Linked DNA regions of Homo sapiens: region 2 is linked to region 1. Evidence: chromatin loops called from intact Hi-C (ENCODE). Cell type or tissue: heart right ventricle. All regions are shown on one strand.

Region 1 (8,000 bases):
GTGAATTCCCCACCCCAAATTCCTAGGGATGCCGCTGGCTTGCCCCACCAAATCGGTCTCTCCTATCTGCCTGTATTGCTGGTGGGAATGTACTTTGGTTTGACTTCCATAGGAGCTGGTTTGGCAAAAACTATCAAAACTACAAATGCACACTGGAGGTACAAATACAACAGGAGGTATTTATGCTACGATAAACTTGCACACGGATGAAACCATGTATGTACTTGGTTATTTGTTGCCTCATTGTGATGCTGTTTGATCAAAACAGACCCAAATGCCCCTCAAGAAGGCCATTAGATAAATACTAATATGTTTTGTTTTGTTTTGTTTTGTTGAGATGGGGTTTCACTCTTGTTGCCCAGGCTGAAGTGCAATGGCATGATCTTGGCTCACTGCAACCTCTGCCTCCTAGATTCAAGTGATTCTCCTGCCTCAGCCTCTCGAGTAGTTGGGATTACAGGTGCCCATCACAACACCCAGCTACTTTTTGTATTTTTAATAGAGACAGGGTTTCGCCATGTTGGCCAGGCTGGTCTTGAACTCCTCACCTCAGGTGATCCACCCACCTCGGCCTCCCAAAGTGCTGAAATTACAGGCATGAGCCACCTCACATGGCCGTATTTTTTTTTTTTTTTTGAGACAGAGTCTTGTTCTGTCGCCCAAGTTGAAGTGCAGTGGCGCAATCTTGGCCCACTGTGACCTCCGCCTCCCAGGTTCAAGCAATTCTCGTGTCTCAGCCTCCCAAGTAGCTGGGATTACAGACGTGCACCACTATGCCCAGCTAATTTTTGTGTTTTTAGTACAGACGGGGCTTCACCATGTTGGCCAGGCTGGTCTCGAACTCCCAACCTCAGGTGATCAGCCTCAGCATCCCAAAGTGCTGGGATTACAGGCGTCAGCCACCATGCCCAGCCTTAATATGTATTAAGTATGTATATTCATCTTAGTCCATTTGTGTTGCTATAAGAAAATACCTTAAACTGGGTATTTTGAAATTTATTTATTTATTTATAGACAGGGTCTCACTGCTACCTTCATCTTCCAGGCTCAGGCTATCCTCCCACCTCAGCCTCCCGAGTAGCTGGGACCACAGGCGAACACCACCACATCCAGCTGATTTTTTGTGTTTTTGGTAGAGAGGGTTTCACCATGTTGCCCAGGTTGGTCTCAAGCTGCTGAGCTCAGGTGATCTGCCTGCCTTGGCCTCCCAAAGTGCTGGGGTTACAGGCATGAGCCACCAGGCCCAGCCTTGAAACTTATTGTATTTATTACAGCTCTGTTGACTGGAAAGTCCAAGATCCATCATTGCTGCCTGGTGAGGGATGCTCTCTGCTTCCAAGATGGCACCTTGCCGCTGTGTGCTCACATGGTAGAAAGTGGAAGGACAAGAGACTGCTCCCTTCAACCTCCAGCCCTTTCATAAGGCTGCTAATCCCAGTCATAAGAGCAGAGCTCTCATGACTTAATCACCTCCCAAAGGCTATACCTCTTAATACTGGTACATTGGGGATTTCATTTCAACAGGAATTTTGGAGGGGATTGCATATTTATTGTACTTTATTCATAATTTAATATCTATTTTAAAAATTATAGCCACATGCATGCAATGGATACTATTCAGGCACAAAAAACAGGATTCTCTCTATATACAGACATCGAAAGTCTTCCGAGTTATATTATCAAGTGAAAAGAAAAGCAAGACACATAACAGTTATATAGTACAAAATCTTTTTCCTTTTTTTTTTGAGACAGAGTCTTGCTCTGTCACCCAGGCTGGAGTACAGCGACACAATCTTGGCTCACTGCAATCTCCGCCTCCCAGGTTTAAGAGATTTTCGTGCCTTAGCCTCCCAGGCAGCTGGGACTACAGGCATGCACCACCACACCCGGCTAATTTTTGTATTTTTAGTAGAGACAGGGTTTTGCCATGTTGGCCAGGCTGGTCTCAAACTCCTGACCTCAAGTCATCCTCCCACCTTGGCCTCCCAAAGTGCTGGGATTACAGGTGTGAGCCACTGCACTCAGCCTACAGTACAAAATCATTTGTGGGGTTTTTTTTTAAAGGTATGTGTATGGAAGCTGGGTGTGGGAGGCTTACACCTCCCAGCACTTTGGGAGGCTGAGGCAGGAGGATTGCTTGAGCTCAGGAGTTTGAGACCAGCCTGGCCAACATGGTGAAATTCCATCTCTACGAAAAATGCAAAAATAAGTCGGGTGTGGTGGTGTGTGCCTGCAGTCCCCGCTACTCAGGAGGCCAAGGTGTGAAGGTCGCTTGAGCCCAGGAGGCTGAGGCTGCAGTGAGCTGTCATTGTGCCACTGCGTTCCAGCACAGGCGACAGAGCAATATCTTCTCTCAAAATTTTAAAAAAGGTGTATGGGGTAGGGTGTAAAAGAATATATTTGCTCTGTCACCCAGGCTGGAGTACAGCGACACAATCTTGGCTCACTGCAATCTCTGCCTCCCAGGTTTAAGTGATTTTCGTGCTTCAGCCTCCCAAGCAGCTGGGACTACAGGCACGCACCACCACACCTGGCTAATTTTTGTATTTAAAATACACCTCCCCCATAAAGTCTTTGCAGGTGTTGGGGAGTGAACCCAGGAGGTGGAGCTTGCAGTGAGCCAAGATCACGCCACTGCACTCCAGCCTGGGTGACAGAGCGAGACTCTGTCTCAAAATAAATAAATAAATAAATAAATAATTTAAAAAAAAACTTTACTCTTGGGTTCAATACTGGGGGATTGCAAATTAAACTGAAAAAAAGACAGATTAGCAAGAAAAAAGAGTTTAATTACCCGGGGAATGCACAGACACATAGAAGTGCTCAATGACGGAGTGGTTAGAACTGGGGGCTTATATGCCTTAGAAGGAGAATAGGAGGGCTACCATGGGAAGAACAAATAGATTTACAAATGGGTTTTTAGGAGAAGAAACAGGGTATTTTAGAAGTTTGTGATGAGGTTTATTTATGCAGGTGCAAATAGTCTCTGTGTCTTCCTCATGGCCATGAAACTCCCCTGAATAGAAGATTTGTGGTAGGTTTATTCTTGGTCCCTCTCCTGGAAGTGGAAGCTGCCCCAAAGACAGAATGTATGGCAGTCTTCAGTTCCAAGTGGGCCGCACACAAGGATACACAAGAAACTGATAATAGTGGTTACACATTTGAAGGGCAGGGGATAGAGGTGAATGAAAACCAAGAAGTTGTGAACAGGGACTTGGGAAGACGTTTTTAGAAATTTTTTCATCTTTATTTTTTAAATTTTAGAAAGATATGAATATATTGCCCATTCAGAAACAAACAAACAAACAAAAAACCCTAGGTTCTAAGAGTGATTGTAATTCATTTAAGGAGTGGTTTCCCCCTATTTAGGAAAAGATGGATCGTGCCTCATTAGCAAGGCCTAGTGGGATTCAGCCCTGAGGGAGGTGCAGGAGATTTTATCATCATCTTTGTCAGCATCACTGCACTTTCTACAGAGAAGGTTACAGAACAGGGTCAGGTCGTCGCCCTTTCTACTTTGCTTAGAGGGACGCTTACAGCCTGTGTCAGCTGTCAGTCCCAAGACCTCTGTCTCCCCAGTCTCCTCCAGCCTCCAGAAAAACAAAGGCAGCTGTGGAGGGTAGAGGATGGGCTAGGGGTGGGACCCAAGACTCACTGGACAATGGAAACCTTTCCCCTTCAAGCAGATGTCAGGATTATTATTTGCACTTTGCATGTGGAAAAGAAGGACTGTAACACGCTGACAAATGCCTGCATCTTGTTCTAAAATTCCTGACTTGTTGCCAATAAAAGAATCAAAGTGCTTTCTAGCTCAGAGAAAAAGCTGCTGCTAATTTGAAGAAGATTCCAGAATAGAAATTCAGGTCAACCAAAGGTTTTTCAGACAGAGTTGATGAGCAGGTCTTACATGGCCTGAAATTCAAAGATACAAACCAGAGAAAGAAGAGATCAAAGCTCTTGTCCTGGGGACACATTAAAAACTAGATCTGGACACATCTCAGTTCTGGAGCCAAGCAATTCCTCCCTCAGGGTGTCGAAACTAGTCTTCTCCTCAGCCTAGAGCCCTCCTCTCTAAACCTGCTTATTCTGGCCCTGTCTTCTCATCTTGGTCTCATCTTGGTCTCTTTGAGGTAGAAAATCAGCAGGACTTATTTTCTGAGCACCTGTAAGGCCCCTGCTGATCAAAACTAGGATGCAGGGCCGGGCATGGTGGCTCTCATCTGCAATCCCAGCACTTTGGGAGGCCAAGGCGGGCGGATCGCTTGAGGTCAGGAGTTCGAGACCAGCCTGGCCAACATAGTGAAACCCCGTCTCTACTAAAACTACAAAAATTAGCCGGGTGCATTACGCGTGCCTGTAATCCCAGCTACTCAGGAGGCTGAGGCTGGAGAATTGCTTGAACCCGGGAGGCGGAGGTTGCAGTGAGCCAAGATCGTGCCACTGCACTCCAGCCTGAGTGACAGAGAGAGACTCCGTCATACACACACACACTCACACACACAAAAACAGGATGCAGTAAAGAAGCCAGCTGAAACCAGTACATGGCCACCAAAGTGACCTCTGGCTGCCCTCATTTTTCATTACTAAATAGACTCCCACCGGTGCCGTGACAGTTTACAAATACCATGGCAATGTACCGTGGCAATGACCCAGAAGTTACCTTATATGGTTCCAGGAACTCTCCACCCTTTTTCTAGAAAATTCTGAATGACTCACCCCTTCATTCGCATATAATTAACAGTGGGTATAAATAGAACTCCAGCAATCCAAGCGGTAGCTCCTGCTCTGATTCCTCCTCCACATTGCTACTGCTGCCTCACACTGCCACTGTTGCTCAGGACTGCTCTGTGGAGCAGCCAGTTTGCTGTACACTGCTCCTCTGGGCTACTCTGGGCTACTCTGTCTATGGGACAGCTCTGCCCTGTCTGCGGAGCCACCATTTTGCTATACACTATTGCTCTAATAAACTTGCTTTCTTTCACTGTCAACTCACTCTTGAATTCTTTCTTGAGCAAAGCCAATAACCCTCCCAGGCTAAGCCCCAATTTTGGGGTTCATCTACATCAGGCTCAGAGAGACCTTCTCCGATCATCCAAAATATACAGTCCATCCAATGTATCTAACATATTTCCTATTTTATTCTCTTCATAGCACTGACCACAAATGAATTCTTACTTATTTGCTTATCATCCTTCTCTTCCAGCTAGAATGTGCTCTCATGGTACAGTCGTACTGTTTTGTCTCCCTATGTCCCCAGTGTTTAGAACAGTTACTTAGTACACAGCAGGTGCTCAATCAATATAGGCTCAGTTAATGAAAAAATGATTAAAAGTTAAACTTGAGATGTCTGTGAAATATCCAAGGAGTGGTGTCAAGAAGAGAGTTGTCAAGTAGTCAAGTGTGGGAAAGATCCAACCTAGAGGTACATATTTGGGTATTACTGGAACAAACTCAGTTTTTTTAAAATTGATAAAAATTGATGACAACAGCAAAGGAGAATTTAAAGAAGGAAGAGCCTGAGCTCCAAGGAGCCCAAAATTTACAGGTTGGGTGGAGAAAAGGGAACAAGCAAAGAAGAGTGAAAGAGATCAGTGAGGTAGAAGGAAATCCAAGAGATAAGTTATCCCAGAGGCTAAGAGACAAGACTGTTTCAAGGATGAGGAAGCAGCCACCTATGTGGAACACCACCATTGGAATTGCCAGCATGGAGATTGTCTGGGCCCTGATAAGAGCAATTTCAAGGCAGCGGTGAGGGCAGAAACCACTGGTGGATGGGAGGTGAGGCAGTGGGAGCACTGAGTGTCAATGACTTCAGAAGTTTAACTGAGAAGACCAGCGGATAAATTGGATGTAGCTATAGGCAGATATAGCTCAAAGAAAAATTCTTAGCCAGGCGCAGTGGCTCACACCTGTAATCCTAACACTTTGGAAGGCCGAGGGGAGCAGATCACCTGAGGTCAGGAGTTTGAGACCATCCTGGCCAACGTGGTGAAACCCTGTCTCTACTAAAAATACAAAATTGCTTGAACCTGGGAGGCGGAGCTTGCAGTAAGCTGAGATCGTGCCACTGCACTCCAGCCCGGGTGACAGAACAAGACTCCGTCTTAAAACAAAAAAAAAAAAGGAAAAATAAAAGAAAGGTTCTTTTTCTGCTCAACTTTTTATTTTTATTTTTATTTTTTTTAAATTGGAAGAATTATATTACCAGATTTTAATACTTATTACAAAGCTATAGTCATCTTGACTTATGTGGTATTGGCAAAAGGAGAGATGTACAGATCAATGGGAGAAAATAAAAAGTCTAGAAATAGACCCATACCAATATGGCTAATTCCTAAAAATGAAAAACCTACAGAAAAGTTGAAAGGATAGAACAATGAACACTTCTGTACCCTTCACTTTAATCATTTGTCAACCCTTTGTCACATTTAATTCCCATGCACATACCCGCATGTATTCACTTTGGGGTAAATCACTGGAAATAAAGTTGCAGACCCCCCTGTATATCAGCATGCTTTTCCTAAGAACGAGCTCATTCTCCCACATGACCTCATGATATATCCCACTCAAAGAAATTTAGCATCAAAGTTATCTAATAAAGAGACCATATTCACATTTCCCCAAATGTTTAAAAATGTCCTTTGTAGCTTTTTCTCTGGTCCAGCATCCGATCAAGAGTCATGCATTCCATTTGGTTGCCACATCTCTGTAGTCTCCTTTAATCAGAAACAGTCCCCTGTATTTTTCTGTCTTTCATGCCACTGACATTGGAGAGTTTGGGCTGGTTGTCACGTAGCATGTCCCACATTCTGGATTGTCCTGATTTTTTTGTCATGATTGGATTCAGGTTAAACATTCTTGGCAAGAATATCACAGAGATGATATGAACTCTTAAGGGTGAATCTCTGTTAAAGGTGGACAACACTCAGCCTACTTAAATGCTGACAAAAAGGATCCAGTAGATGGGTGATAGAAATTGGAAGGAAATTTGGACGGGGAAGGAAATTAGAAAGATGAATGAAGTAATGAAGTTTTGAGTTGGCAAGAGAGGTGGAGTCAGAGCACAGGCAAAGGGGTTTGCCCTGACAGGGAGCAGACGCATTTCGTCGGTCGTAACAGACGAGAAGGAGAAGATGCTGACAATGAATGTGGTCTGAAATCGGGAGAAGGAGTGTGTTTGGATTTGATGGCTTCTTTTTGGATTTGACGGTCTTCTTCTCAGTAAAATAAGGCAGCATCTGCGGGTGAAACTGACAGTAAGAGTAGAAGAGTGGAGGGGAGTTTAGAGGAAGAGAAAGTATGACAAAGTCATTGGTGGCAGTGGCAAAGCAGGCTTCCTGGAGAAATATAAAAAGCTAGGCATACTGTTAGTGGGAATGTAAACTGTGGAAAACAGTATTGTGGTTCCTCAAAAAATTAAAATAGAATTACCATATGATCCACCAAGTTCACTTCTGGGTTTATACTCAAAAGAATTGAAATCAGAACTTTTAAGAGACATTCATACACCCTGGTTCACAGCAGCACTATTCACAATAGCCAAGAGCTGGAAGCAACTCAATTGTCTGTCGATGGACGAATAAACAAAATATAGAATACACAGTGGAATATTATTCAGCCTTAAAAAGGAAGAACAGTTGGGTGTGGTGGCTCATGCCTGTTATCCCGGCATTTTGCAAGGCTGAGGCAGGCGGATCACCTGAGGTCAGGAGTTCAAGACCAGCCTGGCCAACATGGTAAAACCCTGTCTCTACTAAAAATACAAAAATTAGCCAGGTGTGGTGGTGCATGCCTTTAATCCCAGCTACTCAGGAGGCTGAGACAGGAGAATCACTTGAACCTGGGAGGCGGAGGTTGCAGTGAGCCGAGATTGTGCCACCACACTCCAGCCTAGGTGACAGACAAGACCCCATCTCAAAAAAAAAAAGAAAAGAAAAGAAAAAGGAAAAAGGAAAGACATTCTGACACATGCTATATCATGAATGAACTTTGAGGACATT
Region 2 (8,000 bases), 390 kb before region 1:
ATTTTTAAAATTGTTTTTAAGTGAAAGCATTTGACTAGAAACCACATCATTTTAAAATTCTGGGAATTTTAAAGAGAAAAGGAGAGGGAGATTTTAAAGTCTGCTGCTTACAGTTTCCTCAAGATAAGCAAATCAGGCATCATAGCAGACCAGTAACTTCATACGTATATATTTGGTGACCATGAGATCTAGAAGTTAGCAAACCCAAATATTTTAAAGTCACCTGGAATTCCTACTACATCAAAAGGCTGAGAAGTTGAATAACTTTGGCCATAGGTTGTAGGTAACGTGTTGAGGAGTTTACTTCACTTCTAAGTGCACAGCAAAGAGTGGCCTACTATAATTTATCTGGCTGATAAAACTACAGGAGCTCTTTCCGTAGGCTTGATTACACGGGCAGCATGAAGAAATGCATGGTGGTTTTGTGAAGGCAGGGGCCATCAGTCCTTTCACATACACTGCAATATCCTCCAAGTAGGATGCAAAGACTGGATCAGTGATGTCCCACGGCCACACCCAGGGATGAATCCCTTCCACAAGTCAGACCAAAGGAAATGGCCACTGAGACTGAGCTAAAACCTCGTTGATCTGATGTAAGAAAATACCCAAAACCTGCAGGCCAAAATCACTCACACGACCAGCTGATGCGATGTGAATTTTAGCCTCTTTCATGTCATCTGATGATCTCAGCAGAGAACAAAAAGGTCCAGTGTTCACCTGGCCCTGCCCTTGAGGGACTATTTGGGTTCTCCAGAAGTGGACCCCAAGGCAAAGACTGGGTACCTGTGGCTTATCTGGGAGGTGATCCCAGGAAGCACAGGTAAGGGAGGCTAGTGAGCCAGAGAAGGAAACAAAACCAATGAAGGAATGTGACGAGCAGGTTGCCATTGTAGACAGCTCAGTACGGCTGGGGTCCCTCTGAGGGACCATGTGGAATGTGGCTCTGAACCATCACTATGAGGGGTGGGGAACTTATCCACCTATCCCAGTCCACAGCAACTGAGGGTTGTTCCTGGGGTGTTAACACCCAGCGCTTCTGGACTATACTGATGTGGGCCATGCATGTTCCCAGAGCCCGAGATGCAGGCAGTGATCAGGGTGTTCAGCGTGTCTGAGTGACCACTGGCATGGCCCAAGGTGTGTGGACAGGACACCAACATCAAGGTCCATGGGGCCACCTATAGCCGAGAACTCTCTGGCTTCGTGTCTGGCCTCTGAGTAATACCGGTTCCCTGACTATTCTTTGGAGGTAGAGAATGAACCACAAATACAAAAGACCCCAACTCCTGTCTACACTTACCACGGCTGAGCTGCGAGGCTCTGAAGTCATTTAACCTCATCAAGGGTGAGTTTCCTCACTGGCCCAGAGAAGGATTTGGAATAGGTCATTTCTGAGAATAAAACCTGCCCCCCCAATAACCACGGGCTGTTCTGAGGCTCCCACAGGCTTGCACAAGGCCCTCCCCAGCGTCCTGCATCTGCCTGCTGTGTTTATGATTTCTACTATTATCCAAGGACCACCTGCATCTTATTCACTCTGTATTTGTCTTTAAAGGTACTCATTCTTACGTAGGTTTATTTGGAAAGGAATATTTTATGTCATCCGCTGTAAATAACAGGTAATCATAAAAAATTCACAACTATTAAATATCACTCCTCCATGCACTTTCTAAAGTCACCTCCCATTTCAACAGGGTTCTGCACCCACACTGTGGAGAAAACCAAGCTGGTGTCTGTCACATCAAGTGCTCTGTAGTAATAACAGTGATCAGGGATTCAGCACCACCAGGTGATGGGCAAGTCATATACATTATTACATCATTTAGTTCTCACTAGGCACTTTCACTCCTATGGTGGGTGGGGAGTATTGTGATTCCATTTCACAGATGAAAAAACCGAGGCTCAGAGGGACAAGGCAATTGGCCCACAGTCTCACAGATGCTCAGCTGTAGCAGGAGGTTCCTAGTCACAGGCTACACTCCTCGCTGGGGCTCTGCAGCTCACCTGCGGGCAGTACTGTCTTACTTGGACCCAGGGGCCAGTCATGCTAATTGCCTGTGCTGGTCTCACCCACATTCTTGGTAGCATCTTTCCCCAGAACCTTCATAATATTCTTACAGGGCTGATACTTCAAATGTCCACACTCTATGTCACAATATACATGAAGGTGTATTATGCGATGCCTTTTCCTTATTTTTCGTTATCTATGTTGCCTTATTTTTTCTACTGAGAATATGGATTGCTTTTGTAAAAAGAGAAAAACAACAGAAAGTTTAAGCTTGTTTTTTAAATTCACTGTCATTTTCCATCAAGGGTAAAAGAGGAACCCCATTCTTTCTCCCCTTTATTTGAAGAGTACCCAGGATGGCACTGCGTGAGTGACAAGTGAGGACAGATGCTCACAAAGCAACATGTGGAAGTGTTGGGGAGAGGGCCTCGGAGGGCCTGAGGGGTGCTGTGAAGGGTGCTGGGTCCCCGTGTCTGAAGGCCATGTTCTGGCAGTCTGAGGTTGCACAAAACAGAAGAATGGGGATGAGCTACAGGTGTCAGCAGAATAGCAGAGTGATGTCAGACACTAATAAGGCCCAACTCCCAGCTCAGATGTCCAACAGGCTCGAGGCCATCGTTTTCCAAGCCAACTATTGAGCGTGTGTCCTCAGGGCCTTCCTGAAGTGCATTCTCACTGCCATCTCTGTGTTTCTATCTAGGGTGCCCAAGTGTCCTACTAGCTGTCCTGAGAGTCCCAGCCTGCATTGACTGACCTGTGTTATTACAAACTGCACCCTCTTTTGCACACTGTCCTGGTTTGAACATATCATACGTGCTCACGCGCAGAGGGGCAGGTAACATAGACAAAGCAAAATTGGGTTTCCCCTAGATTCTAGTTCTGATTTTCCCCTCAACCAGCAGAGTAATCCTAGACAGCAAAGGCTGGACAAAGTGAAGGGATGGCAAACATCCGGCGCTAACCCTGACTGTCCAAAGAGGCTGCTTGGAGTTCCATGTGGCAAAGAAGCCTAAAGCATACCTGGGCATGGCAGGGAAGAGTCTGCGGTTTTGTCAGCAATTTTGATGAGTTGTAGGCATGGAAGGGGCGGGGAAGGGCAGCCCATGTGCCCTAATCAAGCAGCCTTTCCACTAAATAGTCTCCATGGGTCGTTCTGCTCTGACATTGGAGCTCAAAAACGATCAGAAAAGGGCCATGCTTAAAGCTATGTGCCATCCCTGGTTCTGTACAACCCTGGTGGTCCAGAATCATTCTGCTTTTTGGTGGTGGGATTCTCCCAGCAAAAGCAGAAAATCCAATCAGTTAGTTAGAATCATGATGAAGAATCCCAAGAAGGAAATCACCACTGTTCTGTAAAGAGCAACTCCACATAACCCTGCAGGAAAGTCAAGTGGCTAAGAACCCCTGGCATCTCCCCTGGGGCTATTGGTCACGCTATAAGAGGGAACTCTAGAGGAAATAGAAATTTCTTCCTCTGTTATCTTGAGACTTCTGTGGAGCCGCAATCTCAAAACTCTTAGCCAATAGGACAGAGGTATCACTGTGTCCAAATAACCACTGCCCAAAGCAAGGTCCTTCCTAAATTTGGTGTTGGGCATCAGTATGTCTGACAAGTAAAACAGCAGCTTGTCACTGTAACGCCGGCAGGTTTTGCTAGCCTAGCATAACCAACAAGCTTCATAGTCTGTGTTTCTCTCGTGAGAGAGGGGTGTGTGTATGGGTGTGTGAGTTCACTCATAAAGACTCAATTGAAATTAACAAGTCAAGAGACAGAGTGACTGCAAAAGAAGTAGTGACCGCCAAAGTAACACAAAGAGGAAGCCTGTAAAACCTGCACTTCCACCATTCCATTCAACACTGTAATTAAGCTACGTAAACCCAAGGATGTGTTCCGCTCACCTTGTTAAGCCGTTCAAGCATTTCTTTTAGCAGGAGTTGACATTCGCACTCATTTTCATACCTGCAAATTGGACACATAAGTGAGAGTTGGGTAACTACCATGCTTTCACATGTATGGATCACATAATCAGCATTAAATTCAACCTGGGTACGATGCCCTCTCCTTTAAGGAGAGGGTCTTAATTTTAAAGTAGTAGCTAACGAATGCTGCATTTCCTAGCTGACTGCCTCCCAATCAGAAAGTGGTACCATTTGCACACCGCGTGGGGTAACCAGGGGCAGTTAGCGGAATAGGAGTCTCCCAGCCCGAAGGCACCAACCCCAGCCCCTACAGCCTTATTCCCAGCCACCCCAAGGATGAGGGAATTATATCCTAGCCTATCTATAACCCAAGTGCAGCAGTGGCAGAGATGGGAGACTGCCCTGCACAATCTACACCACCATTAACCTGACCGTACTTGGATTTCCTATAGTATTTTATTTGCTGACACATGTAATTTGTCAGTTTTTCTGGATTATGTCATTTAATCCTTACATCACCCCAGAAGAAAGCAGTTATTGTTAGTGCTGCATTAAAGATGAGGAAACTCAGGCAGATGCTCCGCACACTTTTCCCTCCTCCCAGCAGCATCACTCCCCACACAGCGATGGCCTCCTCTGGGCAAATGGGTGGGGCAGGCTGGACGTGCCAGGGAGTCAGGGCCTCTGGGAGCAGCCCACAAACTCTGAATGAGGCAAATTGGAGCATAAGTACCCCAGCTCCTTTTCTGCTCGGCTGGGACAACTGAGGCACGTCCCTCTGGGGGAATTTTAACCCTAAAGAGAGAAGATTCCTTCCTAAATGACCCCTCCCCTTGTTCCCTATAAGGTGACCCCCAAATGCCCATTCTTGCTGTCTTCAGGAGTTAGAGCCCTTGATGCTTGGCAAGCACAGGACTGCCTAGAAGGGAGACTACATTTTCCAGCATTCCTTGCAGCCAGGTGTGGCCATGTGACTAAGTCCTGACCAATGGGATGGAAGCATAAGTCTGCATGGCAGCTTCCAGATACCTTTAGTTAAGTAATGGTGTATGTGTGCCCTTTGCTTCTCATTTTCCATCCCTCCCTCCATCCTGCAGCCAGAAACATGAATGCTGCCTTCCTGAAGGCCACACAGAACCTTCTGTGTCCCAAATACTGTACAGTATCATACTAAACTGCTTAACCAGACCTTACACAAGTGAGAAACATTTTGGATAAGCCAATGACATTTTGGGTAAGCCAGTATCACTTTTTCTGTTTTTTTCTGTATGGCGGGGGGGGGGGGGGGGGGGCTGGTAAAATATGCATAACATAAAATTTACCAACTTAACCATTTTAAGTATATAGTTTGTGATAGTAAATATATTCATAATGTTGTGAAATCACCACCAACATCCATCTCTGTAACTCCTCATCTTGCAAAGCAGAAACTCCGTACCCATTAAATACTAACTCCCCATTCTCCCCATCCCCAGCCCTGACAACCACCATTGTACTTTCTGTCTCTATGAATTTGACACGCCCAACTACCTTATGTAAGTGGAATCATACAATATTTTTCTTTCTGTGACTGGCTTGTTTCACTTAGCATAATGTCTTCAAGTTTCAACCATATTGTAGCATATGTCAGAATTACCTTCCTTTTTAAGGGTGTATAATATTCTATGTATCGACCACATTTTGTTTACGTATTCCTTTGTCAGTGGACACTTGGGTTGCTTCTACATTTTAGCTATTGTGAACAGTGCTGTTATGAACACGTATATGCAAGTAGCTATTCAAAACCCTCTTTCAATTCTTTTGGGTATATGCACAGAAATGGAAATGTTGCATCATATGGTAACTCTATTTTTTAATTTTTTGAGGAACTGCCATACTGTTTTCCACAATGGCTGTACCATTTTACAGTCCCATCAACAGTCCATAATTTCTCCACATCCTAACAAACACTTATTTTCTGTTGTTTTTTGTTTTGTTTTGTTTTTTATAGTTGCCATCCTAATTGGTCTGAAGTGGGTCAATGTCAGTTTGGAGTTTCTGTCCTTTATAGTTGAAAGCAATCCTAATTAACACTGAGCCCAATCCACAAAGCATAGTTTTCTGTGCCCTTGCATGCCCATGCCATGGGTTCAAGTCAAGTATTCTGCAACCATGAAAGGTGCTAGAAAACCACACCACCATGTTCTCAGAAGGAAAAGTCATGAACTGAAGGAAGAACAATTATGAATATGTGCAATGTGCACGCATTCCCAGATCTAAAACCATCTGCGAAGCTGAGTTCTATCTAGGAAACTAAACATCTCTGCATAAGTTTTACATTTCACATCAGGATGTTACATTTAGTAGTTTATTTTGTGTGTTGCAATAACAGAGCCAGAAATTAGTTTTTAAATGTATAATTAGCTTTGAGAATAAAACTTAATAAAATCTAATTTTCTTATTGCTCTTTCCTGCTGGAAATATCTAAGAGTTTCCATAGCTTAAGAACATGTTTGAGGATCAACACATTAACCTGATATTGTGAGTAATTTTCATGCTGTAAAGACAAGTCTAGATATTATATTAAAGAGAAGTGATTTCCGGGCGCGGTGGCTCACGCCTGTAATCCCAGCACTTTAGGAGGCCGAGGCGGGCAGATCACGAGGTCAGGAGATCGAGACCATCCTGGCTAACACGGTGAAACCCTGTCTCTACTAAAAATACAAAAAAATTAGCAGGGTGTGGTAGTGGGCGCCTGTAGTCCCAGCTACTTAGGAGGCTGAGGCAGGAGAATAGCGTGAACCCAGGAGGCAGAGCTTGCAGTGAGCCGAGATCACGCCACTGCACTCCAGGCTGGGTGACAGAGCGAGACTCTGTATCAAAAAAAATAATAAAATAAAATAAGAGAGAGAGAGAGAGTGATTTCACTACAAAGAATTCATGATGTGTATATTCATATAAGTATATTCATAAAGTGAAAAAACTGGCTTCAATTAACTGTTTTACATAAATTATTTTTAGTTTTCAACAATTTGAATAATTGACTCTGTTGTTGTATTTTGATAGTTTTGTTTTTATTTCATTCTTGTTTTATTCAGTGTTTTGTTTAGTCTTTGACCTGTTAAAGACCTGATTTTGAAATTATTCAACTGCCAGGTAGAGACTATGCCTAGCACTGGCATGGAACCAAGCCTGCACATACTAACCCATTGCTGCATTATTTTCCCCTGGCTTTAGGTAGCCATCAACTCACCTCTGGAATGTAAACTCCAGCCTGGCATGTATGTGTATGTGTGTGTGCCTATGGATGTGGATGAGCATTTCTATAATGATTTTCAGTTCCCACTACCACAATCCAAATGTCAAAACTTCTCCAAGGGGGCAAAGGGAGGGAATAAATTAATATGAATTTTAAATAAATCACAGAGCCTGATGGAACTGCTTCATGATGGGCATATAACTCAGAACCAAGTGCAATCAGTAAAGACCAGGAAAACCCAACATGGCCTTTCCTTCAACTAGGACTCATGGATGTCATGCTTACCAGCCAAAGTACAGTAGACTATGGTCTAATGCCAACACAAAGGCCATCCAGGGAATCTTGATGGTCCATCAAGCTGCCCCGGATGTCTGAGCCACAGGGCACTTTCCCCCTTTGCTTTGGAGAACATGAGCTTCATCTGAATGAGGTCCTATTTCTGGGCCTTAGGCTGCAGGAGTCCAAGAACGGATTATCTCAAGATACAGTGTTCCCGAAAGAGCATAGGCCCAGGGTGAGAAAACCCAGGTTCAAGTTCTGCCACCCACAGGCCCTCTCCCAGGCTCAGTTTCCCCATGAAGTTCTGTAACAAGTGGATTTTCAGGTCCCTTCTACCAGCTCCAAGTCTGTTTCTACAGATTAAACCCCAAGACAAAAGAGCTGACAGGAATCGAATCAATAAATGTGATTTGATAAATGTGTTCAGAACACAACAATGAATAACCTGCCCAAGATTCAGATTGAGAAACTGGAACTCAAACATAGAGCAGGTTTACAGAAATCCTCTGACTACCCTATGCCAAGGGTTCCCAAATCTGGCTGGAATGACCAGTG

The links. Peaks named below come from ENCODE experiments on the same cell type or tissue, not always from the same donor. Only the 100,000 strongest peaks of a DNase experiment are listed, where the experiment ranks them.
Region 2: it touches region 1 in a loop (2.7-fold over the local background); 13 of 110 quality-filtered maps call a loop at or near these places.

What each region holds. Positions count from the first base shown.
Region 1 is chr20:17,906,386-17,914,385 of GRCh38, forward strand. No RefSeq gene overlaps it. Among named protein-coding and RNA genes, the nearest start is that of SNORD17, 53 kb to the right of the region's middle. RefSeq lists a silencer at 675-836. In heart right ventricle, no CTCF peak of the experiment used is centred here; a DNase peak (open chromatin) is centred at 4,598; H3K27ac peaks cover 1,759 bases.
Region 2 is chr20:17,520,941-17,528,940 of GRCh38, forward strand. BFSP1 (beaded filament structural protein 1) reads right to left here. Exons shown (of 8, transcript NM_001195.5): 2 at 3,908-3,968. Among named protein-coding and RNA genes, the nearest start is that of BFSP1, 6.4 kb to the right of the region's middle. In heart right ventricle, no CTCF peak of the experiment used is centred here; no DNase peak of the experiment used is centred here; H3K27ac peaks cover 486 bases.